2 separate regions of the Homo sapiens genome follow, and region 2 is linked to region 1. The links are chromatin loops, found by intact Hi-C in ENCODE. Cell type or tissue: PC-3. All regions are shown on one strand. Each heading gives the region's core, and the rest is flanking DNA. Links, peaks and the distances in the headings are about the cores only.

Region 1 (15,974 bases), core at 7,365-12,364:
CCTCTCCCCTCTTAAGTGTTCTGAGGAAACTGGGGTGAGCTGGAGTTGGAGGTTGGACAGACAATATGTACACGCAGAAAGATGCGTTGAGTTCCCTGGTTGCATATGCTAGTACCACATGAGTGGGACAGCAAGGATTATTGGGATAAGATGGCCTGGTGTGAATCTCATCGACTCATCTGTGTGCAGGTTGCTCTAGCTCCATCAGAACAGGAACATTGTCTTGTAAAAGGGTTTAATATCAATCTTGCTAATTTTCTGAAGTCCAGTTCCCATTGACTCTGCTCCCTCTACTGCCATCTCAGAAGCATTGCAATTTACAAATCATAGTCATATACCTCCATGCCAGACATAGTGCCAAGAACTTCAAATGCATTGTTTTAGTTAATCCTCACAGCACTCCATAGGATTAAATATCATGATTATCTCCAATTGGCAGATAAGGGGACAGAGGTTTAGTGAGCTTTAGTGAGGCTTATCAGAGGTAAGGACAGATTTGGGATTCAAACTAAGGACTGTCTGAGCTCCAGAAACAAAGCCCATAACCATTCTGCTTTACTAAAAATCTTATCTGCTCTTATGAGAAAAGCAATAACTTGCTCAGAGAGCTATAGAGGAAATAAGTTTGATGACTTAAACATGAATTCCAAAAAAGAGAGGATCATTGCATAGTCCAATCTTTTGGCTTCCCTGGGCCACATTGAAAGAATTGTCTTGGGCCACACATAAAACACACTAACGCTAACAATAGCTGATGAGCTTTAAAACAATCTCATAACGTTTTAAGAAGTTTAAGAGTTTGTGTTGGGCCGCACTCAAAGCTGTCCTGGGCCATATGCAGCCCATGGGCTGGACACACTTTGTCTACAGTTTTCTTTTCTTGTAATGTCTTCTGGAAGCTTGGGTAGAATTGGTATTATTTCTTCCTTAAATGTTTGAAAAAAAAATCACCAGTGAAGTAATCTCTGACTGGAGTTTTTTTCTGGTGGGAAATTTTTAAACTACAAATTCAATTTATTAGATCTAGGACTACTTAGGTTACCTATTTTCTCTTGAGTGAGCTTTGCCAGTTTCTGTCTTTCAAAGAATTTATATATTTCATCTAAGCTGTTATTATATACATAAAGTTGTTTATAATATTCCCTTTTAGCAAGTTATTCTTTTAATTCCCTTTTATCCCAGTTATTCTTTTAATAGCTGGAAAATCTGTAATAATCTTACCTCTCTCCACTCTGATATTGGTAGTTTGTGTCTTCTTTTTCCCCCCCCAGGACAGTTTTACTAAAAGTTTATCAATTTTATTTATATTCTCAAAGAACAAACTTTTGGTTTCATGGATTTTTTTCTATTGTGTTTCTGCCTTCTGTTTCATTGACTTCTACTCTTCGTTTCCTTTTATTTACTTCTGTTTCAGTTTGCTTTCTTTCTCATATATATATATATTTTTTTTTGAGACAGAGTCTCGCTTTGTCACCCAGGCTGGAGTGCAGTGGCACAATCTCGGCTCACTGCAACCTCTGCCTCCCGGTTTCAAGTGATTCTCCTGCCTCAGCCTCTGAGTAGCTGGGATTACAGGCACGCACCACCACGCCCAGTTAATTTTTGTATTTTTAGTAGAGACAGGGTTTCACCATGTTGGCCAGGCTGGTCTGGAATGCCTGACTTCGTGATCTGCCTGCCTCGGCCTCCCAAAGTGCTGAGATTACAGGTCTTATATATTTTAAGGCAGAAACTTAGGTCATTGATTGGATCTTTCTTCTTTCCTGATATAAGCATCTGCATATTTCTTCCTTTCCATTGCTTAAACTACATCAAACAAATTTTGATATGCTGTATTTTAATTTTCATTTATTCTACTTAAAATTTCCCTTGTGATTTCTTCTTTGATTTATGTTTGGGTTTTAATTAATTAATTAATTAATTAGAATTGTGACTTTTGTTTTCCAAACATTTGGATCATTTTCCAATATTTTCCTCATATCCATTTTTAATTTAATTCCATTGTGGTTAGATAACATACTTTTTTGTTATTTGAATTATTTAAAATTTATTGAGTCTTGATCTATGGCTGAGAATGTTTTGGTCGATGTTTAAGACACTTAAAAGAATGTCTTCTCTGCTCCTGTTGGGTGAAGAGTTTTTGCAATCTCAGTGAGGTCAAGTTGGTTGATAGTATTATCCAAGTCTTCTATATCATTCCTGATTTTCTTCCCATTTATTCAATCTATTATCAGAGGAATATTTAAATCTTCAGCTATAATCCTGGATTTGTCTGTCTTCTTTCAGTTCTTTCACATTTCATTGCATGTATTTTGAAGCTCTGTTATTAGATGCATAAACATTTATAATTGTTTTGTCCTTTTGATGATTTTCCTTTTATTTTTATGAAATGACCCTTGTTATCTCTGTTAATATTTTTGGCTCTGAAGTCTACTTTGTTTTATATTTATATAGCCACTGCAGGTGTCTATGATTAGTGTGAGCATGATATATCATTTTCCCAATATTTTACTTTTTACTTATTTATTTATATTTGAAATGTGTTTCTTGTCTGTAGTATATAATTGGGTCTTGCTTTTTTATCCAATTTAACAATTTCTAATTTCTGCTTTCATCAAGTATAAAGAGCTTTTTCCACTCTGGCTGTTGAGAATATAAATTATGCCTAGCCTTGTGTGAGCTCCAGAAATTTTTCCACCTGCTCCTCTTTAGTGAGTCCTCCCCACATCTTTGAGTAGTTCCTTTGCAAACATGGACTATTCAGTACTCAGCTGAAGAATCAAGGGGAGCCCTTTGCAGTCTTCTTCCTGGTACTCTGCCCCGTAAATTCTGACCAAACTCTCAACTCTGCCTCTTCAACTCTGAGAGAATGCCAGGCTCTATTTGAGCTTCCTCTTTCTGTGCTGGAGCTTGGAAACTTTCTCCAGAAAGTAAGCTATGAGAATCATAAAGATTGCCTCATTTGTTCACTTCTCTTGCACTGCCTATTTGTCAATTTCTGAAAAATCATTGTTTCACGGTTTTTGTTTGTTTGCTTAGCTGTGTGTTTAACATGAGCAGGTAATCCACTAGGGAAGGGTTGCCAGATTTAGCAAAACAAAATAAGACTGCCAGTTAAATTTGAATGTCAGACCAATAACGAATAATTTTTTCAGTCTATATATGACCTGCATTTATAGTATAAGTATGTTTGAAATTCAAATTTCAGTGGGCTTCCAGGATTTTTATCTGGAAACCCTAATCCCTGTTAATCTATTATGTCCAAAAGCAGAAGTCCCCTGAGACTCTTTTAGGTGCTAGAGCTTGTAGTTGTTGGAAATCTATTCAATTCAGTGTGAAATATTTACTGAGCTCATACATCACAATGAGAATAATTTAGGGTTGAATTGGCAGAGAAGACAAAATAAGCATATGAAATTAATAATGCTCAGTTGAATGGCAATGCCAAATGTAAATGCCACAGGAATTCAGAAGAATGACCACAATGAACTGAAGTGGTCAGAAAAAGCCAGAAGATGAGATTAATAAAAAAAGTGAAGGATGAAAGAACTGTATTCAGGTATGGAGAAGAACAGTGATGCTCAGCCTGCTTAAAAAAAGGCCGATCCTGATCCAGGACTAAGATCGGCACCCTTCTAGACAGGGAGAAGAATAACCTAAACCAAAGATTTATAGAGGGTCATTATAAACAAGATTAGTTGGTATCAGTGTCTCTAAGAATAGCTGTTTAGTTTGCTCATTATGCAAGAGTGACTGGTTGAGGGGGATGAGTGAGGACTGAAATCTAAACTGAACTTCAATTCCCAAGACATAAGCATTGGTGCAGGGCTGCAGCCAATTGGAGGAAGAAATGATTTTTCTAACTTGAATGTACCTTGTGGGGCATCTGAGGTCTTGGTGGGAACTTCAGTGTCTTCCTTCTGAGTAGCTGTGATATGATGACTTCTGTAACTTGACCCAGACTTTTTAGTGCTAGAGTCACTACGGGGAGAGATGGGTGGAGAAGTTAGAAGATACATCATCTCTGAACTGTGAGCATTCTGTACTGGGCTATTGTGCAGAAGAGGGTGAGAAGGGACAGGATGAAATTGGTTTTATAGTTGGGGGGAACAAAGTAGGTGAAGGGAGATGGAGCTGATAGGGCTTTAGATGAATATGTGATAGAACACCTCCGAAGTTCGGCACCAGCACCCAGAGGTCTGAATATCAATAGTCTGAAATATTGGTGCCATCCAATAAAGAGTGGCCCCTAAATCAAACACTGTGAACTCAAAGCCCTCCTGGGACAGCCAGATGATGGGTCTGTAGAGAATCAATCTTTCTTTCTTTCTTTCTTTTTTTTTCTTTTTTTGACAGAGTCTCACTCTGTCACCCAGGTTGGAGTGCAATGGCACAATCTTGGCTCACTGCAACCTCCGCCTCCCAGATTAAAACGATTCTCCTGCCTCAGCCTCCCCAGCAGCTGGGATTACAGGCCTGCATCACCATGCCTGGCTAAATGTTTAAATATTTTTAGTAAAGATGGGGTTTCACCATGTTGGCCAGGCTGGTCTCAAACTCCTGACCTCAAGTGATCCACCTGCCTCAGCCTCCCAAAGTGCTGGGATTACAGGCTTGAGCCACTGTGTCCAGCCAGAGAATCTCTCTAACAGGAAACTGGAAATCTGGATGTTTAAGAAAAAAATCACCTGAATTTCAATTGTTAGTATAATTCAAAGAACTTAACCACATGCACATACACACATGCACCAAAACACAGTATAGACCCACCACACTGTTCTAACTAAATAATACACATCTATAGGTGTGAATGCTGCTAAATTTCCTTCTCTGTTTGAAAGCAATATTTCCCAGCCCTAATCATCCTGTGCACTGTCACTGTTATCTACTGGGAGTCTCCCAAAAATTGGAAAGAAAGGGAAGAGGGAGGAAGAGGAGAACTAAACCAAATATTACTCTTTAGAGCCAGGTGGGTGAATGTAAGTACTTTGGAGGATGTGAATCCGAACAGTTACTTTCACCCCTCTTATCATTCAGCAGTTTGATCTTTTTAAAAGGATGAGGCAGCATAGGAACAGCTCCGGTCTATAGCTCCCAGCGTGATGGATGCAGAAGACGGGTGATTTCTGCATTTCCAACTGAGGTACAGGTTCATCTCATTGGGACTGGTTGGACAGTGGGTGCAGCCCACAGAGGACAAGCCGAAGCAGGGTGGGGCGTTGCCTCACCCAGGAAGTGCAAGGGGTCAGGGGATTTCCTTTTCCTAGCCAAGGGAAGCTGTAACAAACTGTACTTGGAAAAATGGGACACTCTAGCTCAAATACTGCGCTTTGCCCATGGTCTTAGCAACTGGCAGACCAGGAGATTCTCTCCCATGCCTGGCTCAGCAGGTCCCACACCCACAGAGCCTTGCTCATTGCTAGCACAGCAGTCTGAGATCGACCTGCAAGGCAACAGCCTGGCAAGGGGAGGGGCGCCCACCATTGCTGAGGCTTGAGTAGGTAAACAAAGCGGCTGGGAAGCTCAAACTGAGCAAAGCCCACCACAGCTCAGCAAGGCCTCTGCCTCTATAGACTCCACCACTATGGGCAGGGCATAGCTGAACAAAAGGCAGCAGAAACTTCTGCAGACTTAAACATCCCTGTCTGACAGCTCTGAAGAGAGCAGTGGTTCTCCCAGCATGGCGTTTGAGCTCTGAGAACGGACAGACTGCCTCCTCAAGTGGGTCCCTGAACCCTGTGTAGCCTAACTGGGAGACACCTCCCAGTAGGGGCTGATAGACACCTCATACAGATGGGTGCCCCTCTGGGATGAAGCTTCCAGAGGAAGGATCAGGCAGCAAAAGTGTCTGTTCTGCAATATTTGCTGTTCTTCAGCCTCCGCTGGTGATACCCAGGCAAACAGGGTCTGGAGTGGACCTGCAGCAAACTCCAACAGACCTGCACCTGAGGGACCTGACTGTGAGAAGGAAAACTAACGAAGAGAAAGGAATAGCATCAACATCAACAAAAAGGACATCCACACCAAAACCCCATCTGTAGGTCACCAACATCAAAGACCAAAGGTAGATAAAACCACAAAGATGGGGAGAAACCAGAGCAGAAAAGCTGAGAATTCTAAAAACCTGAGTGCCTCTTCTCCTACAAAGGATCGCAGCTCCTCTCCAGCAAGGGAACAAAGCTGGATGGAGAATGACTTTGATGAGTTGACAGAAGTAGGCTTCAGAAGGTCAGTAATAAGAAAGTTCTCTGAGCTAAAGGAGGATATTTGAACCCATTGCAAAGAAGCTAAAAACCTTGCAAAAAGGTTAGGCAAAAGGCTAACTAGAATAAACAGTGTGGAGAAGACCTTAAATAACCTGAAGGAGCTGAAAACCATGGCAGGAGAACTTCATGATGCATGCACAAGCTTCAATAGCCCATTCGATAAAGTGGAAGAAAGGATATCAGTAATTGAAGATCGTATTAATGAAATAAAGCGAGAAGACAAGGTTAGAGAAAAAAGAGTAAAAAGAAACGAACAAAGCCTCCAAGAAATATGGGACTATGTGGAAAGACCAAATCTATGTTTGATTGGTGTACCTGAAAGTGACGGGGAGAATGGAACCAAGTTTGAAAATACTCTTCAGGATATTATCCAGGAGAACTTCCGCAATCTAGCAAGGAAGGCCAACATTCAAATTTAGGAAATACAGAGAACACCACAAAGATACTCCTTGACAAGAGCAACCCCAAGACACATAATTTTCAGATTCAGCAAGGTAGAAATGAAGGAAAAAATATTAAGGGCAGCCAGAGAGAAAGGTCGGGTTACCCACAAAGGGAAGCCCATCAGACTAACAGTGGATCTCTCGGCAGAAACCCTACAAGCCAGAAGAGAATGGGGGCCAATATTCAACATTCTTAAAGAAAAAATTTTCAACCCAGAATTTCATATCCAGCCAAACTAAGCTTCATAAGTGAAGGAGAAATAAAATCCTTTACAGACAAGCAAATCCTGAGAGATTTTGTCACCACCAGGCCTGCCTTACAAGAGCTCCTGAAGGAAGCACTAAACATGGAAAGGAACAACTGGTACCAACCACTGCAAAAACATGCTAAATTGTAAAGACCATCGATGCTAGGAAGAAACTGCATCAATTAACGGGCAAAATAACCAGCTAACATCATAATGACAGGATCAAATTAACACATAACAATATTAACCTTAAATGTAAATGGGCTAAATGCCACAATTAAAAGACACAGACTGGCAAATCGGATAAAGAGTCAAGACCCATCAGTGCACTGTATTCAGGAGACCCATCTCACGTGCAGAGACACACATAGGCTCAAAATAAAGGGATGGAGGAAGATCTACCAAGCAAATGGAAAGCAAAAAAAAAGCAGGGTTTGCAATCCTAGTCTCTGCTAAAACAGACTTTAAACCAACAAAGATCAAAAGAGACAAAGAAGGCCATTACACAATCGTAAAGGGATCAATTCAACAAGAAGAGCTAACTATCCTAAATATATATGCACCCAATACAGGAGCACCCAGATTCATAAAGCAAGTCCTTAGAGACCTACAAGGAGACTTAGACTCCCACACAATAATAATGGGAGACTTTAATACCCCACTGTCAATATTAGACAGATCAATGAGACAGAGGTTAACAAGGATATCCAGGACTTGAACTCAGCTCTTCACCAAGTGGACCTAACAGGCATCTACAGAACTCTCCACCCCAAATCAACAGAATATACATTCTTCTCAGCACCGCATCACACTTATTCTAAAATTGACCACATAGTTGGAAGTAAAGCACTCCTCAGCAAATGTAAAAGAACAGAAATCACAACAAACTCTCTCAGGCCACAGTGCAATCAGATTAGAACTCAAATTAAGAAACTCACTCAAAACTGCACAACTACATGGAAACTGAACAACCTGCTTCTGAATGACTACTGGGTGAATAACGAAATGAAGGCAGAAATAAAGATGTTCTTTGAAACCAATGAGAAAAAAGACACAACATACCAGAATCTCTGGGACACATTTAAAGCAGTGTGTAGAGGGAAATCTATAGCACTAAATGCCCACAAGAGAAAGCAGGAAAGATCTAAAATTGACACCCTAACATCACAATTAAAAGAACTGGAGAAGCAAGAGCAAACAAATTCAAAAGCTAGCAGAAGGCAAGAAATAACTAAGATCAGAGAAGAACTGAAGGAGATAGAGACACAAAAAACCCTTCAAAAAATCAATGAATCCAGGAGCTGGTTTTTTGAAAAGATCAACAAAATTGATAGACTGCTAGCAAGACTAACATAGAAGAAAAGAGAGAAGAATCAAGCAGATGCAATAAAAAACGATAAAGGGGATATCACCACCGATCCCACAGAAATGTGAACTACCATCAGAGAATGCTATAAACACCTCTACACAAATAAACTAGAAAATCTAGAAGAAATGGATAAATTACTGGACACATACACCTTCCCAAGACTAAACCAGGAAGAAGTTGAATCCTTGAATAGACCAATAACAGGCTCTGAAATTGAGGCAATAATTAATAGCCTACCAACTGAAAAAAGTCGAGGACCAGACGGATTTATAGACAAATTCTACTAGAGGTCCAAAGAGGAGCTGGTACCATTCCTTCTGAAACTATTCCAATCAATAGAAAAAGAAGGAATCCTGCCTAACTAATTTTATGAGGCCAGCACCATCCTGATACCAAAGCCTGGAAGAGACAAAAAAAGAGAATTTTAGACCAATATCCCTGATGAACATCGATGTGAAAATCCTCAATAAAATACTGGCAAACTGAATCCAGCAGCACATCGAAAAGCTTATCCACCACGATCAAGTCGGCTTCATCCCTGGGATGCAAGGCTGGTTCAACATAAGCAAATCAATAAACGTAATCCATCACATAAACAGAACCAATGACAAAAACCACATGACTATCTCAATAGATGCAGAAAAGGCCTTTGACAAAATTCCCCAGGCCTTCATGTGATAAACTCTCAACAAACTAGGTATTGATGGAACGTATGTCAAAATAATAAGAGCTATTTGTGACAAACCCACAACCAATATCATACTAAATGGGGAAAAACTGGAAGCAATCCCTTTGAAAACCAGTACAAGACAGGGATGCCCTCTCTCACCACTCCTATTCAACATAGTGTTGGAAGTTCTGGCCAGGGCAATCAGGCAAGAGAAAGAAATCAAGGGTATTCAATTAGCAAACGAGGAAGTCAAATTGTCCCTGTTTGCAGATGACATGATTGTATATTTAGAAAACCCCATCGTCTCAGCCCAAAATCTCCTTAAGCTGATAAGCAACTTCAGCAAAGTCTCAAGATACAAAATCAGTGTGCAAAAATCACAAGCATTCCTATACACCAATTACAGACAAACAGAGAGCCAAATCAGTGTAAAAATAATGAACTCAGTCTTAAAAATGAAGGGTTGGCATCATCTTTCTCTTGAGAATTGTTTGGCTTCACAGAGTCACATCATTGTTGATGAGCTGGAATAAATGCATGTTTTCCATTTGACTACTGCTTCCATCTTTCTGGGTGGAGTACAAATTCTCTGTTTTATGCTAGATGAGAGCAATGGTGAATAGTCTTACAACAAAGAACACAGTTTTAAAATGGAAAAGGAAAGCGCTATTTGAACGATAGTCAGTCCTTTTGCATAAATTGTTAATGTTGGTCAAATTGCAAAGGACTTCTTTTCCTTAGCCAGTTCTGGAGGCAGGAACTTTAAAAAGCACCAGAGGGCACTATTCTCACGTGAAAGCCAACTAAAAACCGAAGCTTCTTTTGAGTTTACTATAAGAGAGTGCCTTTCACATTTAAACAAGACCAGTATTAGTCTCTAGCCTTTTGGCATCTGTGATTGTGTAATCACTTGTCCTGAGATGTCACAAGGTTTATAGGATTAATAAACTAGACCCCTACCAACTTGCTCTATGGCTATCGCAAGTGTATCAGTCTTACTTTACACCAGGATGGATGTGGAAGAAGGAGAGAGGATGCAAGCAATAGTACTCATGTGAAAGGATTGTGAGGATTTATTCTTGGCTTTGTTTAACCTGAGTACCTGAATGGTGACATTGGTCAGATTCATACCTGAGTATTTACTTACAATTTAGATAAAGCCTTTGTTCCTTAGGTATTTAGGTATGTCAAACTTACACAGGGTGGTGATGACAAGAGATGGCTCAGAGGTCTCTTGCCTGTCTCCAAAATCCACCCTACCACCCCATATTATCTAGGTAAAGGTGGTTTCTTTGCTATACAACTTTAAGACAAATTCCCTGGCTGTCCCAATAAGTTGCCCCGTTTAACTCCTTTATAGAAATTCTAGAGCCATGACTGCTTGCTGGTTGGTTTTCCAGAGAATTTTCTCTAATAATCCAATTCATTTCCCATACAAAGGCATAAACTCTGTATTCACTTCCTCATTGCTTCAAGGTTTAGAAAAATCCACGAGGAAATCACAAGGGCAGTAGTCATCTATATCAAGTGCTGCTATATATATAAAAGATTAATAAAAATCAGGGACAAAAAGATCCATGGTAATGTATCAAAGAGCTATCTATTTAGGCTCCCTTTTAGATGGCATTCAGTCTGCAGATTCTCTCAGAATGGAGAAGCTTGTCATGTTTGGCCCTGTCAGAAGCAGCCAGTTAATCAGCTGTAACATGAGACTTTGACAGAACCAACTGCACAGTGGTAGCTTGTACTGTGAGTGCATTGTCCTCTCACCCACACTCTGCAATACTGCCCCATTGTAAACAAGATGTCTGGCTTAAATGGGATATCCTCTAAAAGTATTTAGGCTAAAACAGAAGCTGACATCATACGGGAAAGCTGCGTTCCCTCTGTTTGTATTTCTAACTTCCTATACTATTCCCAGAGAATTCCAGTGGATGTTGCTTAATAATGATAACAATGGATTACATACAGGTTGGCAAAGGGGGCAAAATTATTAGATCATCCAGTCAATTGGTCTTTCCAGCAAAGGGCAGAATCTCCAGATAGGGAATCTAACACTTCATTTAAGGCAACGGGCCAAGTAGTAGGAACCACACTGACTTTGTTGTCTTCTCTGCAATACTGCCAGAGCATTGAATCTATTTTAGTTGGCTGTACTTGTGCCCTACTTAATTCCTTAAACACGAGCTTCCAACACAGTGTTGCTCTTTCCTTTGGAGATAACCAGTGGAGTAAATGCTATCTGGTGGAAGGCAATTAACTCTTGTAAATGATGCCTGTGCAAAACCCAAGGTCTTGTTACCACTGAGAACACCTTGACAAGACAAGGCCAACACAGGAGAAAAGTCCTAAAGAGTCGTCCTGTGGAGAGTCTCTCACCTTTGCTGTGTACTGTATTGTATAAAACCTGGCTCAGAAAGGGCTATTGTTTCAGGCTTATTTATTCACCTGATGGAATTTATTCAATAGCACAGCTGAAACACTTCGTTTCTCACCTCTGGGTTTTGGTCTTTATAATAACCTTATTCCTGGATATATTTTCTTCTTATGTTCAAATATATGGCTAATTCAAATTCTCAAAGTGGATTTTATAATATCTGGGAGTAAGACACAAATTATCCAGAATGGGTGCTGGATACCTACTTCACTTTGGTCTTTGTTGTCAAGAAACCAGAAGTCTCAATCTAGCACTTTATTCTTACAGTGACTCATACTTTTGGACCGGTGTTAGGACCCAGTCTCTCTGACTCTCTCTCTTTGGGAATTGTGTACGGTAAAAACCATGTAGGCCTGAAGCTTTCAGTGGCCTCTTCCCTTGTCTATAAAAGACATTATTGAGTAAAACCCACATATGTCACTAGATCTAGTCATATCTTTGTACCCTTGATTAATACAATGTAAGATAGTACCAAACTATGGGCCAGATACGGTGGTTCATGCCTGTAATCCCAGCACTTTGGGAGGCAAAGGCAGGCAGATCACCTGAGGTCAGGAGTTCAAGAACAGCCTGGCCAACCATGGCCACCACGGTGAAACCCCGTCTCTACTAAAAATACATACATTAGCCAGGCACGGTAGCAGGCGCCTGTAATCCCAGCTACTTGAGAGGCTGAGGCAAGAGGATCACTTGAACCCGGGAGGCGGAGGTTGCAGTGAGCCGAGATCATGCCACTGTACTCCAGCCTGGGTGACAGAGGGAGACTCCATCTGAAAAAAAAAAAAGAAAAAAAGATAGTACCAAACTATGGACTAGAGAGAAGGACAGAGAACCCCAGAAAGAGAGCAACAGACAAACAGTAGAGTGGTTATAAAGAAGCTGTGTTCAAACTTATGAGGAGTATGACTTACTTCACAGAGTACTTGATGAATTGGTTGAAGCCTTTGCTGGGTTACATCTGTTACTCTTTAGCGTTTCTTGGGGAACTAAGGAAGTGCCAGGACACTGGGAAAAGAGCCAGCATAAAATGGTTGTGTAATAAAAGGGTAAAAGGTTTAGTTCTGAAAATTAAAGACCTCTAAGCTCAACTTTTATAGCAAGGGAAAAAAATTGTCACACTGAATAAATAATGGGAATAGAACAAGATACTGACTTCACATGAACAACATTTCCCGTCAGACTAATCTAACAATTTAATCTATTGACAAAGGATAGGTAAATTGTATCTGTGGATTAGAGCTGGGACCAGAGGTATCTGGGAGCACAGATACAGAGCTAAGCCTAAGAAACCATGGCAAGACTGGAGTCTCAAAGCAGGAACAAAGGAGGTAGAGGTCAGAGATGGGGACAGACCTGGAACCAGGGGCCTAATGCCCAGATAATAAGATGATGTAGGGGTCAGGCGCGGTGGCTCAAACCTGTAATCCCAGCACTTTGGGAGGCCAAGGCAGGTGGATCACTTGCAGCCAGGGGTTCGAGACCAGCCTGGCCAACATGGTAAAACCCCGTGTCTACCAAAAAAAATTTTTTAAAAATTAGCCTGGTGTGATGGTGCTCACCTGTAATTCCAGCTACTGGGGAGGCTGAGGCAGGAGAATCGCTTGAACCTGGGAGGTGGAGGTTGCAGTGAGCCGAGATCATGCCACTGCACTACAGCCTGGGCAACAGAGTAAGGCTCCATCTCAAAAAAAAAATATATCATCTAGGATTTTGTGCCATTTTCTGTTCCTTAAAAAATTGAATTTCCAGGCATGAGCCTGTGAAGATTGTTTAATTCCTTTGAGAACCTGAGCCCATCATTCAAAGAACTGTCACTCAGTGACAGTATCATTTCTTCATTCTTTATTCATTCATTCACTCATTCACCAAATACATATCAAATGCCTTATTTTTGTAAGGTAATTTACTAGGAGTAAATAAAATAAAAATGATGGACATTAGTTTGTTATCTCCCGAGTCATAATAGAAGAGTTGAAAAACATTTTGATCATTATCTAATCACAACTGCCTTTTCTATTAAAAAAAATTATCAAAAGAATAACAGTTAAGATGTAACTAAGTCCCGACTACTTTGAAGATTTGGTATAAATTAGGAAAAAAATTCAAATAAAATTTAATGTTTTAAAACAGCCCTTTTACTAAAGACTTGGCTTCTTTTTTGGCTTTTTAAAAAACTTACAGTTGCAGCCTTGATTAAAGACCTCAGGTTTCCTAAAGTACTTTTAAACTCATTGCTTTATATAGTTTCAATATATTGCTGCTAATCAGTGCCCTGTTCTTACCAACTAAAGGTGCTATCTTTTATCTGCAACTTCGTTTGTGTCATGTCCAGAAGCAAAAGCAAACATAAAACAAAACATATGGAGGAAAAATGATTTCAGTCTTTTCACTGTTCACTTCTATTTTTTACTCTTCTTATAAATCAGTAAAATGTTACTCTTGAACTACCATCACACCCACTTACTGTGGTTTTCCATTGTTGTATAGGATTTTAAAAAATAACTCATTAAATAAGCTTCATTTGAAGATCTCTGACAAGCTTGCTTTTCACTTATGAACCTAATGTAAAACATCCAATTTAGATACATTTTAAGCAGTTACTAAATAATTCCCTTACAGCTATATAGGGGTGCCTATAAGATGAGTCAATGGGTGGTTTATTTAGTCATCTATTTATTCAGCAAGTTATAGAGTGCCAACATTGAACAATGAGCCATCATAGGTTAAAATCAGGTAAAATACCAGCTTGTGCAAGAGGTGTGCCTGCCATCACATTTGAACCCAATTGCTGGAAGAGACAAGTCACAGTATGGAACATAAATACCTCAATACAAGGTAATTTATGAATCATATTAGGTAATTTGAACAAACTAAGAAAGACTGAGTGAAGAAGATGGACCCTAAAAGAACGGTTAGGATTTTTGATAAGGACTAGAGGAATATATAAGTGAAGAGAAAGACATAAGTACGGGCTGAATAGGCAGGGAAACCCAGTGTGTATTCAGGGAAGGTCAAACAGAACATATTGGCAGGAGCAGAAGCTTCATACTGGAAAATAGAAGCAGGTAAAGCTGGTGATGCGTGGAAGTGCTGTGGTGTTTTAAATGCGAGGTGCCTGAGTTTGAAGTATTTCTACGATTCAATTGCCACTCCCTTGTCATTCTTAGCCACTCCAGCCTATCCTCAAGCTGCTGCCAACATGATTCCTCTAAAAGATAAAGTTAACACATAACTCCTCTGTTGAGGATTTCTCAGTGGATTTTAGAAGGGTATGGGTCCCTAAGCCCACTCAAGTATGGGGGTCTATGAGACTGTTCAGAACTGAGCACCAAGACACAGGTTCCCTCTGGCTGAGCTCAGCTTGGAGGGTCACCACTGGCCCTGCCTGGTCTCATAGGGAGCTGGATAAACAAGAGCCCTCTTTGATCCAAGCAATGGTCTCAGACAGAGGTGAAATTGCACCTGGCAACCCATTATGCGATGGCAAATAATGGCAAACAGGCTGAGAGATCTCTGGGTTCTGATTAAATTCCAGGACACTTACACAGTGGAATTTGATGTTACTGGCTTACTAAACTCAAACAAACTTTCAAATTCACTGTGTAAATGCATTTAATTTCAGCAAAACAGCATCCATTATCTTAAGTTTACATTCAAATATTATAGATTATATTTTTGTTTTAATTTTATTTTAAAAATTAGTGCTGTGTATGGTGGAAAGTAGGAATATAGATATAGATATCATACGGCATTATCTAATTTAGTTTTAAAATGATCCCTGCAGCGTAGTTATTATTATCCCATATTATAGATGAGGAAATTGAGGGTTAGAGGGTTCAATAACTTATGCAAATTCAAACAGCAATTAAGTAGCAAATTAGGGATTTTAAACCAGTTCTATTCAATGCCACTTCTTCTGCACATGCACATTCAGATGTCATCTTCAGAGACATCAAAGTAGAATTTGTAAATGACAGAAGCTGAGAAGTGCAAGGACCCAGACTCATCTACAATATCTACTTCCTGGCCGTGACTCATCAGAGGAAAACTACGAATTATGGTTTTACTAAATCAAGGAGTTATATTCGATGACTTTTCAAATCTTCTCTCATCCCCTTGAGTCTATGATCCCTTATCAAATTTCTACTGCTCCCTAAACATTTCAGATTTCAAGAGCTCAGTTGAATCAATGAGGAACTCTTACCCATATTGAAGGAAATGTCTTTTATAGTGATATGTTCCTGTTTCCCTAAAACACCACGAGCAAACTTCAAATACCATTCCAACTTTTGCCCTTTTTTTTTTGTCCACACCTCTTTCAAAAATAAGTAACAGCATTAACAAAAACCAACAAAATTTGGCCCTAGCCCATCTGAAGTATCAGCCAGATTTGCATTTAGTTCCCCAGACCAAAGTAGGAGAAGCAGTTAGCTGGTTACAAGCCCTTCACAGTGCTAAAGAACAATGAATGGAGGGCTTCAAAATCAAAACCATACGTTTGGTAGGAAACAGCTCCAACTGGTGCTTGATTACTAACTAGG
Region 2 (15,974 bases), core at 5,981-10,980, 150 kb after region 1:
TTTAGATGCCTTAAATAAACATCTCGTGTGTAATGACACCATCTTGAAAATAGCTAAAATTACCCTTTTCCTTTTATGCATGACTGTCATGGGTCAAAATAAGCAGAAGGCAGGCACTGTGTTTGTTGTCAGTCTTGGGGGATATTTGTTTGATTCTGGACAACAAGGATTAGAAAACTTCTTGACTTAGGCGAGTTTCATATCAGCAGTGCAATGTCCATGTGGTGGTCAAGCTCTGCTGTTGACTTGAAGCTTCCTGAGGCTGGGTCTGCAGTGGGAAACATCTCTGGGCGTCGCACCTAATTAGCTTCTGTAAATGCTCCACGAACTGAACTTGCTGCCTTTGACTTTCAAAGTTTTCTTCCCAGTATGTTGCTTTTTGTGGCTATTTTCAAAACAGCTTCTTTCAGCCGGGCACGTTGGCTCACGCCTGTAATCGCAGCACTTTGGGAAGCCAAGGTGAGTGGATCACCTGAGGTTGGGAGTTCGAGACTAGCCTGACCAACATGGAGAAACCCTGTCTCTAATAAATATACAAAATTAGCCTGGCGTAGTGGTGCATGCCTGTAGTCCCAGCTACTCGGGGGGCTGAGGCAGGAGAATTGCTTGAACCCAGGAGGCGGAGGTTGCAGTAATCAGAGATCATGCCATTGCACTCCAGCCTGGGCAACAAGAGCAAAACCCCATCTCAAAAAACAACAACAGCAACAACAACAACCCAGTTTCTTTCAGGATATGTACTCTTAGCAGAAAGAGACCTCAGCTAATTTTTCTTCCAGATCATGAAGCTTTTAAAACTCAAGTAGGAAGGTTGATTTGATGCCAGCCTAATGTTTTTATCATGAAAATTGTTATGATATAAGAATACATTTATTAATTGAAAAGTGTTTCTGGTACATCTGGGCAGTTTCAGAATCCTAATTTCTAGACCCTCAATTAGAGTTTATATCCCTTCTCACCAAATGCACATCTCAGACTCGAAAGAGTTTATTGTAAAAATGCTGTTTGTGAAGCCAAGCCTATGTTCACACCGGCATACACGATAATTTCAGTGATACAATCTTAAAGGGAAAAGTTTGGTTCTCAGCAAAACAGCTGCTAACTGCCAAGATGTGGCTGACCTTTGACAGACTCTGAGAAGTTCTGCAACATCCTGGAAAAGATCCATTTCATCTGGAGAAGCAGCACTGAGGCCTTGGCTGCTGAAGGATTAGTATAATTACTTCATCCCTGACAGAGAGAGCCACAGTTGGAACCCACCTGGGAAGCCTTGTCTAGGGAGGTGGGAGGGGTGCTGGCCCCACCCTTTGTTGTTGAAATTGGAATCTTTGCCACAATCTGTTGCTGGGACTGGTGTGGCAGGGTAAGTAGGGCCAAAGGAGCCCTGTGGGGATTTGTCTGAACAGGGGCTGACAAAAGCTGGTCCCCATCCAGCCAGCCCAGGGAAGTTAGCAAAGCCAGGGATAATGAAAGTGTTCAGCAGAGCGAATATGAGGCCCTAGTCGTGAGACTGCGGAACTGAGGGTGGTGATGGGGCCACCACAGGGGTAGAAACTCACGTAGAGGGGAACAGGCCCAGGCGTACCAGCCCCAGGTTCCAGTTCCAGCCTGTCCCAGGGATCCCAGATCCCCAAGTGCAAGTGATTGTTCATTCATCTGATAAACATGATTAAGCATCCACAACATGTTGAGGTGCTGGGAATACAAAGATGAATTTTCCCTTAAGGATTCACAGGCTGGCGTGGGAGACAGACTGATAAATAAATACCGAAGGGAGAAAGCAGCCATAAAAAAGGTGGGGCATGTCCTGGTTTGCCCTGGGTAGCCCTGGTGATTCCTTTTGTAGCAGCATAATTATTAATAGTGCTCTTGGAATTAACAGAAGAGTCTGAGAATGAGCAGTAAGTGGTGTGGTCCCCTGGGAAATGGGGTACAGCCCTGCCTGAGGAGCTAGGAGATGGGATGGAGGACCCTTAGGTGATGAGTTTGCCGCATGGATAAAGAATAGGACTCTAGGCTCAGGAGAGAATTTTCTAGTCAGAGGGAACAGTGTTGACTCAGTCATTCATCATACGTTATTTGGGTGCCCACCGTGAGCCATGTACTAGTGTACCTACTGGGGACACAATGGACAAAAATCTTGGCCTTTTTGTGCTTACATTCTAGCACAGAGAGAGACAAAACACAAGAGACGTTAATAAAACAAATGGCATTTTAAATGGTGACAAGTGCTGTGGAGAAACAACGTGGGGAAGGGGCATCAGGGCTGTGGGGGAGTCACGAGTGGTTTACTGGTTTAAATAGGGTAACCAGGGAGTGCTTTATTGAGATGTTATATTTCAGTATCATCGTCTAGGGGTAAGAGGGAGAGACGTGATGTGTTGAGAGAAGAATGTTCTAGGCAGAGGCAACAGCAGATGCAAAGGTCTGAAGGGGAGACAGACCGAGCTAGAACAGCATGGCACATCAGTGATCTAAGTTCGTGTGGTTTCCTAAGGTTGGAACCTAGGGTGCAAACTGAGGATGGGCAGATGAGGTAGAAGAGGAAGAGCAGACCCAGGTCACAAAGAACTTTTGTGCTAAGGATTTTTAAGCAGGTAGGAGGAGAGAGAATATGAGCCTTGGGATTTGAACTGCTGTGGGTGTACAGAAAAAGAGAAACTCAACGAGAGGTTTAGGTTTAGGGACGTGGTAGGCTTTTGCAGTAAGGGACAAGGACAGAAGGCTCATCTGAGGATGGGAGGGACACTTTAGAGGCAAATCCATAGGATGCAGTGGCTGAACAGAAAAGGTGAAGAGAGAGGGAGAAAGGGGGATCAGAGGGAGAAAGGGGGATCAGAGCCCAGTCACAATTCCTGGCTGGGATGGAGAGGTTCAGAGTCCCAGGCAACCCCTGGAATTGCAATAGCCTGGAGATAGTCTTGGGAAGCAGTAGTGGGTACCTAGAAAAGCATGGCTCCAGGTAATTGACAGCAGATAATTGTATGTTTCTAACATCATTTCTGATACCAGGTGTGTGACATTTTTCCCCCAGCACCAACCAGTTATCTGACACTAACTGGGTGTCCAACAGTTCAGTTTGTTTACTGGAAAGGGGTCCCCCAAGAGAGAGTTCTTGGATCTTGTGCAAGAAATAATTCGAGGTGAATCCACAGAGTAAAGTGAAAGCAAGTTTATTAAGAAAGTAAAGGAATAAAGAATGGTCATTTCATCCCATGAACAGAGCAGCCCTGAGGGCTGCTGGTTGCCCATTTTTATGGTTATTTCTTGATTATATGCTAAACAAGGTGTGGATTTTTCATGTGTTTTCCGGGAAAGGGATGGGCAATTCCTGGAACTGAGGGTTCCTTCTGTTTTTTTTTTTAGACCACGTAGAGTAACTTCCCAACATTGCCATGGCATTTGTAAACTGTCCTGGCGCTGCTGGTAGTGTCTTCTAGCATGCTAAAGCATTATAATTAGTGTATAATGAGCAGTGAGGGTGACCAGAGGGCAGCTTCCTCGCCATCTTGGTTTTGGTGTGTTTTAGCCAGCTTCTTTACCGCAACCTGTTTTATCAGCAAGGTCTTTATAACCTGTATCTTGGGCTGACCTTCTCTCTCACCCTGTGACTAAGAATGCCTAACCTTCTAGGAATGCAGCCCAGTAGATCTCAGCCTTATTTTATCGCGCCCCTATTCAAGATGGAGTTGCTCTGGTTCGAACACCTCCGACAAACTCAGTTCTGACACTAACTACACAGTTAGCACAGACCACACAGGTCAAAGGCTTAGTCCTACAAGAGTGCCCCACTTCAGACACCAGCCATGAATGGGGTACCCTGACTACTCACACTTCTGCTTAGTCAACCCCACACGTTTGGGGGTTTCCATGATCCTCAGGTTCAATAATTTGCTAGAACAACTCACAGAACTCAGGATGATACGTTTTTTAACATTTACTGGTTTATTATAAAGGATACAACACAGGAACAGTCCAGTGGAAGAGCTGCAGAGGGCACGGTGGGGGTGTGTATGCAGAGCCTCTGTGCACTCTGGGAATACCACCTTCCCAGCATGTCAGTCTGTTCACCAACCTAGATCCCTCCATCTCCCCAAAAAAACAGAATTGTGTTCAAATTTTTGTAACCCAATCTCCAGCTCCCCTCCCCTCCCTGGAGGTGGGGAGGTGGGGTTGAAAGATTCCCCCCCACTCTAATCACAGGCTTGGTCTTTCTGGTAAACATCCCTATCCTGATGCTACTGAGGGGCCCCACCTGAGTCCCCTCATTTGCATAACCTCAGGTATGGGCGAAAGGGACTTGTTATGAATAATACAAGATACTCCTGTTACCCAGGAAATTCCAAAGGCTTTAGGAGCCCTGTGTCAGGAACCTGAGACAAAGACCAGATACATTTGTTTTTATACCACAGATGTGGACATGTGTATTATACATTGTTCTTAAGAAGCCATAGAAAGCTTGTCCTGAAATACTCGAATCCTGGCTTCCTGAAGCCAGGTTATTGTTGGAGTTTCTGTATACAATTTTAGAAAGCTGAATTAGTAGGCCACCTTTTTCCAAGACATGTTTAAGGGTAGCAACAGTTCAACTCAATAAACATTTGAGTGTTGTGTGCCCAGGATCCCATTCAACCCCTCCAAGTCATTTCCCCTGTCTACTGCCTTATCTTTTTTCTTTCTTCTTCCATTCCCACCAACATAACATGCTGCAATGTTTCTCTTGATTTCACATCTCCTAGCTACCATGCCATTTGTTTCCTTTATTACCAAACTGTTTGAAAAGTTGGGTATGCTTATTGTCTCTAGTTCATCTCTTTTTCTTTTGTAAATCACTCTAATTGGGCTTTCATCTCCCACTCCACTAAAACTTCTTTTCAAGATCATTTGTGACCTCCATGTTATCAAATCCCATGGTCAGTTTTGAATCCTCTTCTTCCTTTATCAGCAACATTTGACAACATGACCAGCTCCTTCCTGGAACCCTTTTAAAATTTGGCTTTCTGGCCTCCACATTTTCCTGTCTTTCCCCCGCCTTGCTGGCTGCTCCATATCCAGCCTCCGCATTCCCGTGGCAAGTCCAGGGGCTCCACTCTGGGACCTTTGCTTTTTTCCTCTGTAGGCATTATTTAGATGAGCCTACGTGGGCTTCAAATACCCTCTGTGTGCTGATGATGCCTCCCGGATTTAGATCTTCAGCTGGATTTCTCGCCTGACCTGCAGGCGATCCAGCTATGTTGAGCTCTGCAGCATCTCTTTGGATAAGGGGCATCTCACACCTTAGCACGCTTCAAACCAGACTTAGGATTGCCCCACTCCCTCTTCTCTTTCTCACCTTGGTCAGTGGCAGCATCATCCTTTGGTTACTCGATGCAAAACTGTTTTTTTCCTTTTCTCCTATTGCACACTCAGTCCATCATCAGCCTGATCATCCTAACCACGTCCATAGCCACTTGTGCGTGTGCCAGGCCACTACCCTCCTTTGCTTGGATTATGTTGGTGGCCTCCTCACTGTGTCCCTGCTTCAACTCTCCTGTTGCCTCCGCCTGCCTCCCCTCAACCGCCAACTTTCTTATCTTCATGAATGTTATGGCCACTGCCTAGAGTGATCTTTTTTAAAGATCTCCATCAGATTGTTTTTCTTTGCTGCTCACAAAACCTGCAGCAACTCCCTTGTGGCCTGCATGGCTCCACTTGATCTGGGCTCTGGCCACCTCCCTGACTGCATTTGTTACTTCTCACCCTCTCTTCCCCAGCCACGCTGTCCTCCTTGCTGCTTCTTGAACATGCCACTGTCAGCATCACTCTTGTACCATAGAGGGGCTGACTTGTTCTCTTACTGCAATCAGGAATAGCAATCCCTGAAATAGCCAAGTCCTTCCCCAATCACCTGTTATTCTCTTAGGCTACTTTATTTTTCTTCAGAGCATTTGTGCTTACCTGACATCTTGCCATGGGCTCATTTTTTGTTACTTTATTGTCTTTTGCATTAGAATGTCATCTCCATGAGCACTTGCGCTTTATTTTACCATCCCTGTATCCATAGTAATTAGAACAATGCCTGGCGCAGAGCAGCCACTCCATAAATATTGGTGGAGTGAGTGAATGAATGAATAGATTGGTGGGGAGTGGGAGAGCTGCTGTTGGTTAGAAACTGTAGAAGACATGGTTTTGTCTTTAAGGATTGTCCATTCTAGTTGTGGGTTGGGGGTAGCTACATAAGCTGCATTTTAATGTAACAGTATACTTACAAGGAACAAGTTGGAAGTGCAGAAAAATTGGTGGGTTCAGAAATTCTGAAGATGCCACTTGTGTTGAGTCTTGAAGAAGAATTTTTTTTTTTAAGACAGAATCTTACACTCTCACCAAGTCTGGAGTGCAGTGGCGCAATCTTGGCTTGCTGCAGCCTCCACCTCCTGGGTTCAAGTGATTCTTGTGCCTCAGCCACCTGAGTAGCTGGGATTACGGGCATGTGCCACCACGCCTGGCTAATTTTTGTATTTTTAGTAGAGATGGGGTTTCACCATGTTGACCAGGCTGGTCTCGAACTCCTGACATCAAATGATCTGCCTGCCTCGGCCTCCCGAAGTGCTGGGATTACAGGCATGAGCCACCACGCCCGACCTGAAGAAGGAATTCTTGAAGTAGGTGGCTTTTGTAGTTTATAGAAGATAAGACAAAAGACCAGTTTTGGCTATGGCATAATGACCCTGAATGTTAGGAAAGGGAAACGGTATTAGAGTTGAGAATGTAGAGCTATTTTTCAATTTTAATAAAACATTCCAATACCAATCTGCTTGAATCATTGGGAAGACTGAAGGATTATGAAGGTTATTCCAAAGTAATAGGAGGAGAGTTTGGGATAAGGAAATTACTTAAAATTGCAAGCTATGTGTCTGGAAAAATTGCCATCTTGCATTTCAGTCATGAACTGGAAAAAATTTTCAGACTTGTTAAATATGCCTAAGTGTATATGTGTGTAAATGCAATTTTTTAATGAATGAGTGGTGAATGATTTAATGTTGAAATGATATAAGTGTAAACAGATGTTAATTCATTTGTTTTACAACAGAATTTCTAGTTGCTATTGGTGATGAGTCACAATGTAATTTAGGAAGGGGCAACATTTGATATGAAGAATACTGATTTTAACCTTTATTAACTCTTACGAAACCCTTTGAAGCCACCCCCTTAGTATATTAGTGTTCATTGGATGCATAGGTGATCAGCTTGAGATCCAAAAAGAATATCCTTGTATCCTCAGTTACAGTAGGAACTTCCTAAGCCTTATAGATGACTTAGCCTGCTTTCACATAAATTTAACAAGAGAGGAATAAGTTAGAGTATATACATTTTCTACTAATCTTTTTCCATCAGTCCACATCAACAGCCAAAACTTAGGCTGTTTTAGCACCTGGAGGGAGAGATGATTTGGATGGTTTTGCACCACAGACCTCTACCTTGGGAAAACACATGCAGGCATAATCATAGGTTACCTGCGGAAGGTCTTAGGTTACTGGCTTAAGACCGGAGGGTTTCATTTTTACTTTTATCCTCTATATTTTCATGAAGGATGGGTCACTAAGGGCCCTTGGATGTTTCTTTAGGAATTGCTAGTTTTTAAGCCGTTGCTTTGCCTTCGAAAGACATATTTTCACACTCATACACCCTACCTCACGTTTGGCCATGCAGTGTTGCTGCTGCTTCTATCTATATTTATAATTGGTTTGGCCGTTATTAATAGCAGAAGCTTATGCATATTTTTCTCATGTGAATAGCATTATGGATTAAAAAAGGGACATTCAAAATGGCAGACTCTCATCTAAGGTCAGGGAAATGTATTAAAGAAAAGTGTTACTGAAGTATAAAGATGTTAAAGGCATAAATTATAAAATGAACACATGTAGCTATTTAAGATTACATGATAGAGTGAGTCATGGCTATCTGGTTACTCATTACCTGGAATGTGGGTATAGGGAAGGAGGAAGTGTGGAAACATGTGCATGGGTGTTGGTCATTGTTCCTAAAACAAGTAGAAAATGATATATAACACTTTGAACATTTGCCTCCTTTCCGTAACTTAACATAACTTTTATTATAAGAATATTATATCTATGATTGATTGTTAATGTCATACTTTGTCTTACAGGCATAGCTTAGGTAGCATAGATGCATTTTAAATTTTGAAAATCTTTGTCCTTTTCTATATTTAGAGACTTTAACTTTCTTTGATGTTTACAAATATATTGCATTGATCTTTAATAGGACTCTTAAAATTAAAGCCAGCGCTAATTAAAAATTCTGGCTGTGAAAATAGAGAAATTGAGTTCGATAAATTTGTAGCTAGTGATCAGTTATACATTTTTTTTCACTTGGCCTCTTGTGGCCTACTGTTTCTGAAATCCCACTGTTTGCTTCATTTCTCCTCTTTCACAGACACTCTGGTCTATATTCTGTTTTACTCACTCCACATATTCAAATCCTGCTCATCTTTTGCGGTATATGGGAAACCACCTCCATTCTGAAGCCTCTTCTCTAAAGGCCACTTGGTGGTCCAAACACATATGGTCCATATTGTGCATTCTGTCACAACCATGACCTTTTATTTATATATGATTTTTATTAATCATATGACTTTTATTTATCTTATGTATCTCATTGATTGTTTCCTATTTAAGTATTAGACTTCTACAATAGTAAGCATCTTTGGAAGAGGGACTATACATGGATACTTTGTTGCTTCAAGATCAGTGGTCTTAAAATCTGCCTGTGTTTGGTTATTTATAGTTAACTTGTCAGGTAACACCATCCAATGTATTGTGTGTGTTATAAAACATACACAAGACTGGGAATTTTTAAAAAGTGATGAATACAGAAATATAAATAGAAGTTCTGATGTTTATATTTGTACTCCAGTGGCTCATCTTGGGCATGCCCTGGGATGCCCACACCTCACTTTGGAGACCTGGCATTAGGTTCATAGTAAGTATTCAGGAAATATTTATTTTTAGCCTTCAGCTATTCTGTGCTGCTTACTGACAAAATTCCCACCTATTGGAAATGAAACTTGAGTTTATAGTCTGAGTGTGTTTGAGACCTTGTAAGGGGGTATAAGGAACGATTAGTCAGAATAAGGTAGGTTATTTTTGAGTGGCAGGCCTTCCTAGCTCAAGGCATAACACAACAAAGGTTTGTTTCTCATGAAACACAATTTGATGGGGGTCTGTTGGGTTTTCTCAGAGGCTCTCCTAAAAATGGTTACTCAGATATCCAAGCTGCTTCTATATTGTAGTTATAATATCTGGCACACATGGCTTTTTTTTTTTTTTTTTTTTTTTTTTTTTTTTTTTGAGACGGAGTTTCACTCTTGTTGCCCAGGCTGGAGTGCAGTGGTGCGACCTCAGCTCACTGCAACGTCTGCCTCCCGGGTTCCAGGAATTCTCCTGCCTTAGCCTCCTGAGTAGCTGAGATTACAGGTGTCCGCCACCACGCCTGGCTAATTTTTTGTCTTCGTTTTTGTTTTTTGAGATGGAGTCTAGCTCTGTCGCCCAGGCTGGAGTGCAGTGGCACGATCTCGGCTCACTGCAAGCTCCGCCTCCCGGGTTCACACCATTCTCCTGCCTCAGCCTCCTGAGTAGCTGGGACTACAGGCGCCCGCCACCACACCCAGCTAATTTTTTGTATTTTTAGTAGAGACGGGCTTTCACCGTGTTAGCCAGGATGGTCTCGATCTCCTGACCTCGTGATCCACCCGCCTCGGCCCCCCAAAGTGCTGGGATTACAGGCGTGAGCCACTGCGCCCAGCAATTTTTTGTATTTTTAGTAGTGACGGGGTTTCACCATTTTGGTCAGGCTGGTCTTGAACTCCTGACCTCAGGTGATACACCAGCCTCAGCCTCCCAAAGTGCTGAGATTACAGATGTGATCCACTGTGCCAGGCCCACATGGCTTTTAAGATTGCTGTGGAAGGTGAAGAGAGAGCATGATAAGATCTTCATTGGCCAGTGCATAGTCACATGGGCCCAGCCTAACTGCGAAGGAAGCTGGGAAATACAGTCTCCTCTTGTGCCCGGGAAGGGAGAATGGAATGGGATTTAGTTAATTTATCACATGGTCTCTTGTCTGCTAGGATTATTTCAGTAAGGTTGTTGGCTGTTTGGTAATTTAACTTGTGGATACCATGTAAAGCAAGCTTCTGTGTGAATTTAAACATGAGTTCAGTAGTATAATTTAGAATGAAAGACCTCTTAACATATTTTCAATTTTTTAAAAAATAATAATTGTAATCATGGTGAATTTCCACATTTCCAGTTTAATTTTATTTGAATGCATTTCTACAGAAGTAAAACTGTTCATCCATTTTTCATGTTTCTGTTGTTACTTTTTTTCTTTCACACTATTGTTCAACAGACTTCAGTAGCTTTTTGGTTTATTATCAATAAAGACTTTTCTAATAGTGTTATAGTTGGTTGCTATTGCTTACAGAAATAGTTGATATGTGATTATTGGTGATTATTTGAAGATGTTTTAGTGCATTGGTAATTTATTGGAGTAGATCCATCTTTGTTCCAATTCTCATATTACTGATTTTCTTGGAACCAATATGTCTGTTGGAATTATTAGAAAATTAGATGTTGGTCTCTTCTATATTCATTCACATATTCATCCATTGGGAATTTCAGTAAAATGGTTCTAACCAGCTTTGAAACTTAAGCCAATGCAATGTTAATGTTTTTGGATTCAACTCTTCCCAGATGGGTGATGAATACATAAAAGTCAGTTTCCCCTATATTCAAGAACTTAAAGTTGTGTTTAAGGACAACTTTAATTAAGTTCGTTTTCCACATATGACTATAGTCAAAGATAGAAGGTGAAGAAATATGAAAATTTTAGAAAAGATTACAGAAGAATATTTTTGTTAAGAAAGGAGAAGAATATTGGGTTTTCGCAGGTGAGATGGGGAAGTTTCAGGTTATTGCGTAATGCATTAAGAGTTCCTATTTCCATAATATGAGTCAGGGCAATAGGCTTTCAAAGCTTCTCTTGACTCAGTGGTGCTATATTTTTAAATTGTAGATTTTTTATTCTGCTGAACCTGTGTGTGTCTGTTTGCATACTGAAGATTTTTCTAGATTTGGTAAGAGTTGCAAATGTTACAGGTGTAAGTGAATGAACAAAAATTATCTGGGCAAATTTTTAGCTCTTCTTATAAGGGTGGTTTGTATATTGTGAGGCAGATTCATCCACACCCCCACCCCTTATCCTCCCACCGTCCGTCCGTCCATCCATCCATCCATCCATCCATCCATCCATCCACCCATCCATCTTCCCATCCATCTTCCCCTCCTCCCTAAAAGCAAAGCTCTTCTTGTGTGCATATATTTTAGTCATACCAATTGCCTTTTTTAGTTTTTATGGTTCAGATACATGTGAAGATCAATGTGAATTAATTGTTATATTCCCCACTTTCAAAATTATCTTCCCTACTATTCAAAATAGTAAGCTGCACAGTAAGCTGACCAAAGGCAGCTTAGTATTTTATAGTCAATGTAATAAAATAAATAGCTTTCTAAAACTCAGAGCAAAGGAAACATAGAAAATAGATGAGACCCCAGTGAAAGTTAATACCATGACATCTTCTAAGCTTACTGAACTTGAACTTTTCATTTCCTGGTAGTCAAAGCAAAAAAGGGAAATGTGATCAGTTACATTATTTTTGCATATAAGACCAAAGTGCATTGCTCAAAAGAAGCAAAGTTTTCTTTGCCAATTAGATTTCAAAGAGATTTCTCCTGTGAGACTGACTATGTGAAGGGTGTCATCATGACAACACCTCCCAAAACTTAGTAATGCATTTTAGATAGCTAATTCTCATGTTACTAAGTGGAAGCAGCGGACATAACACCAAAGCACAGTTTAGGAAAAGCGAATCTATAAGGATTTAGATTTAGGAAAAGCAAATCTATAAGAGGTATAAGTAAGTGGCTGTCACCCTTGGCTGTCTGTTAGAACCAGTGCAGAATTCCCTTAGAATCTATAGGGTTGGGGAAGGGGAACAAGGTTTCGGCTCCGTAGGTGCCTAGTATACATCTAGGGATGAGAACCATAGGTACAAGTGCTGAGCTTATTGATGGTTTGACTCAATTAAAGAGTACAAGGAACAGATAGATTGCATATTTCCTTCAGGTGCCTTGTAGTTCTGTGAAAGTTTTTTGTGTTCATTTATTTGTTTTCTGTTTTCTCATAAATGGGCTTTGAATTAAAGGTGGTCTTCAGATAATTGGAGGTTTTATTCTCTGGTAAGGGCTTAGAGTACACAATTTCCACTGCCAATAAAAGATCCTTAATTTTAAAATTCATTAATAGATTGGTCTGCCTTCATTTTATGAAAATTTAGGAAGCAAACCTAGACTTGTTTGAATAGATGGCCCCTCATCTCTACAGAGATTTCTACAGAGATTAGGGGCCATAAGTCATATGATAAATAGAAAGTTCTCCAGACTGGAACTGATTTATGATAATGATTCCCAGTCTTTGGGCCTCGGGAGTTATTGTAGGGATTGCTGTTTTCTCAATCAGTAGGTATTTGAAGTACACATATTTGAAGAGAACAGTCATATGTGAGTGAGTGTGTGTGTGTGTATGTGTGTGTTTTAACCTTTAAGCAATAAAGCTAGAACTACTAGTCTAGAATAGTTTTAGAAATTGGCATTTCCTATTTGACAATTTATAAAAATTTTAGGGATGTCTTCCTTTAGCAGGTGTTTAGCACTAAAATCTTTGGAGACATGTGCCTTCATTCCAAATCTCTGTAGATTTTCTTCTCTGTCAGCAAGCCTACCATTGGCATATAGAAAGCTCCAGTGAGGGTCCTCTGGCATCATCCTAGGACTTGTCACTGAGTTGATTGGATGTGACAGCATGTCAGATTTCAGTGGCAAGAATGGCATGGAGGTGAGCAGAGGGTTGTCACTGTAGCTTTTCTAGGCAGTCTTCTAGCAATTTAATTTAGGAAGATTTAACGTGTGGAGTCTTTGAAGATGTATTCATTGATCCAGGAAAATTTTGAGTGCCGCACCTCTGCAGGTTTCGGTGATTTTGTTGGTGCAGAAAACTTGTTCTCAACATAAATTCGGAACACTGAAAGTAATCCTTCTTTGGAGGAGGACGTATTTGATTTGCGGAGGCCGAAGGGGACTGTGATAGGTAGCTCTTGGTAGCTTTAGCAAGCCATGATGGAGGGAGAGCCTTGGACTTGAGTATCTGGAGAGCAGGTGCAGCGTCGTTTTTATTTTTGCATCCTGTCCAATGCTGGGCACAGTTGTTGGCAGATTGTAGGCACTGGATACATCCGCTATAGAACTCAAGAAGGAAATGAGGATAAAAGTGATACTTGTTCAAAGGGGACCTAGAGAACTGACCAACAGTTTTTGGAGACGAAAGGGCATATCAGCTGGAGACTGTAAGCAAGGTAGGAGGGATAGGAGCAGCATATTCTCATTAGCCAGCTCTGAAGAAGGCTGTAATTGCCTTTGCTCCTTAGTTCAAGAACTAGCAAGGGCCTGCAATGTTACTAGTGCAAATGTAATCACACTTTTTTAAATTTTATTATTATTATACCTTAAGTTGTAGGGTACATGTGCACAACGTGCAGGTTTGTTACATATGTATACATGCACTATGTTGATGTGCTCCACCCATTAACTTGTCATTTAGCGTTAGGTATATCTCCTAATGCTGTCCCTCCCCCTTCCCTCCACCCCACATTTTGACTTTTAAAAGGAGATTTTAGGTGACTGTTTGCCTGTGTCTTCACATTGAATTTATACAGACCAGCATTAGAGAGAATTGCTGAATCCAAATAACCCAAATGAAAAATTTTAACTAGAGTATAAAATAGAGCCTCACTCCTCTTTAACTTAATTCTTCGAGTATTTTAAACCCACAGAGCTCTTTGTAAGCATATGAATGTGCACTTATATATGTCTACTGAAATAACATTTTATTTCATTTCCTCTTTGTTATTTGTAAATAGTTGGCAAGCAAACATAGACTTTGAAAATGCCATACATTAATTTTATTTCTTTTTTTGCATGAATATGAGAAAAGGTGATGTTAGGATTAATTACACCAGTTTTTTTCTGAGCATATACCATGTGTTGCACTGTGCTAGGCACTAGATGGTGAGTCTTAATTCCCACTCTCAAAAGAAACTGTAAACAAAAAAAGTCTCCCAAACTTAAAACACAACATATTACACACCATATTACAAGGCTGTAATAGATGTAGAAATAGGATTTTATAGGTGTACAGGCAAGGGACTCCTAGAGCGAGCTGAGAGGCAGGGAGTTCCAGGGAAATGAGCCAGGAAAAACAGCAGGGCCAGCTCTAGAGGAGGGCCTTGCTTGCTTTGTAATCTGTAGCACATCAGTGAGAAATCAAGCTTTTAGGATTTGATTCTGTATGAGTGTATCTTGCTTGGTTTTGACCTCTCTGGGTAACCAGAAATCAGTCTGAGTATATAGAAATGGAGCTTTCATATTGAAGGTACAAGCTTGTATCAAGCTTATATTTTGTAATAAAAATATGTGTACTATGTAGAGCTCCCAAGGACCTGATGCCTGTCTCCAGATTACCCTGAAGCAGTCTCTGTTCCGATCCAAGGTCTCTCGCTTCTACCCAGCTGTTCTGGGAGGATTGTCTCTAGTCTTTTATCAGATAACTTTAAGCCCCTGCAGATACGTAGTAATAAATACCAACTTCCTGCTTGCAGATCCAAGTGTTTGCTTCTCTCAAAAAATATATATGTAATCTGTGTGTGATATTTCAACATAGTCATTTTCTTGTAGCCACTTCTGAGATGTATTGACATGACTTAAAACACTTGAAGCAGTATTTGAGTGCTGTGCATTTGGATGTGTTCTGAAGCAGCACTGTCTGTGTGATGGAAGCATGCAAGAGTTGTTTGAAACCCTTTGTGTCAGGGCACTTTCTGTGTACCAATGTTAAATCTTCCTCTAGCAGTCACATAGCTTAAAGCATGGCTGTTTAGTCACTCCCTGCCTAAAGTCCAGGGCCAGGCTCTGACTGGATTGGTGGAGAGCATAGCAAGCTTGTAAACTGATGAGGGAGGGAGTGGCCTCTTTGCATTTTAGGCTAACTCCAGTAAGGAAGAGGAGGGCTGCAGGGAAGAGAGCCTGCAGGCCGAGTGGTATATGATATTTTTGCTTTACCCATTCTTGTGTGACTACTTTGAAGTCATTTTGTTATGCAGACACTTTAGCACTGAAAACACCATAAACATAAGCAATCTCAAATAATGTGCAGAACAGACTTGGCATCTTGAGCTTCCTTATTGTTGAAACCCTTTACTTAGAGTGGCAACCAGGACAGGGGTAAGGGAGGGAATGGGAGTGGAAACCATCTGGAAGACACACTCACATAAGCCCTACTATGTTGACCATACACAGTCCTCTCAGAGAAAGCTGTCAGTCACTCTAGGCCTGGAGCCTGCTCAGTCTCTGACGGGGCTTCTCTCTCCATGGTCTGAATCATCGTCCTCTGATGTCCTTTTGAGTCACTGATTTTCTTTTTAAAATTAAGACATGGATTTGGCTAAGTCATGATGGAACTTACTTGTTTTCTATTTGAAAGTCTAGAGGAAGGGTTTCCACATTTTATCTCTGTTACAAATTTGCAAACCTTGTTTGAATAGGTACATCATAAACCCTGGGTATGGCAGGATGTTGAGCCTCCGGACCACATTAGGATCATGTCAGTCAAGACTGCCCCCAAAATCCTTGGAACTGCTGCTAAGACATCTATCTCTCTGGTGCCTAAGCAAAATAAATGCATTATACTTATAATCAGAGTACTCCTTTGAACCATAGTTTTGGGGGACAGAACTGATACAATTTTGCTTTGAGTTCTAACAAATTTCTTACAGAAATGTTTAAATGTATGAAGTTAAATCTGGC

The links. Hi-C counts contacts between places; a loop is a spot of excess contacts. Peaks named below come from ENCODE experiments on the same cell type or tissue, not always from the same donor. Only the 100,000 strongest peaks of a DNase experiment are listed, where the experiment ranks them.
Region 2: a loop joins it to region 1, with 5 times the contacts of the local background. A loop is called at or near these places in 17 of 110 quality-filtered maps.

Annotation. Positions count from the first base shown.
Region 1 is chr2:191,155,523-191,171,496 of GRCh38, forward strand. No RefSeq gene overlaps it. Among named protein-coding and RNA genes, the nearest start is that of STAT4, 13 kb to the left of the region's middle. In PC-3, for the core only: CTCF peaks have their summits at 9,779 (motif pointing right) and 9,992; DNase peaks (open chromatin) are centred at 9,799 and 10,739; H3K27ac peaks cover 2,425 bases.
Region 2 is chr2:191,303,881-191,319,854 of GRCh38, forward strand. All of the region lies in intron 3 of MYO1B (myosin IB), which reads left to right. Among named protein-coding and RNA genes, the nearest start is that of MYO1B-AS1, 66 kb to the left of the region's middle. RefSeq lists an enhancer at 38-956. In PC-3, for the core only: no CTCF peak of the experiment used is centred there; a DNase peak (open chromatin) is centred at 7,971; H3K27ac peaks cover 1,338 bases.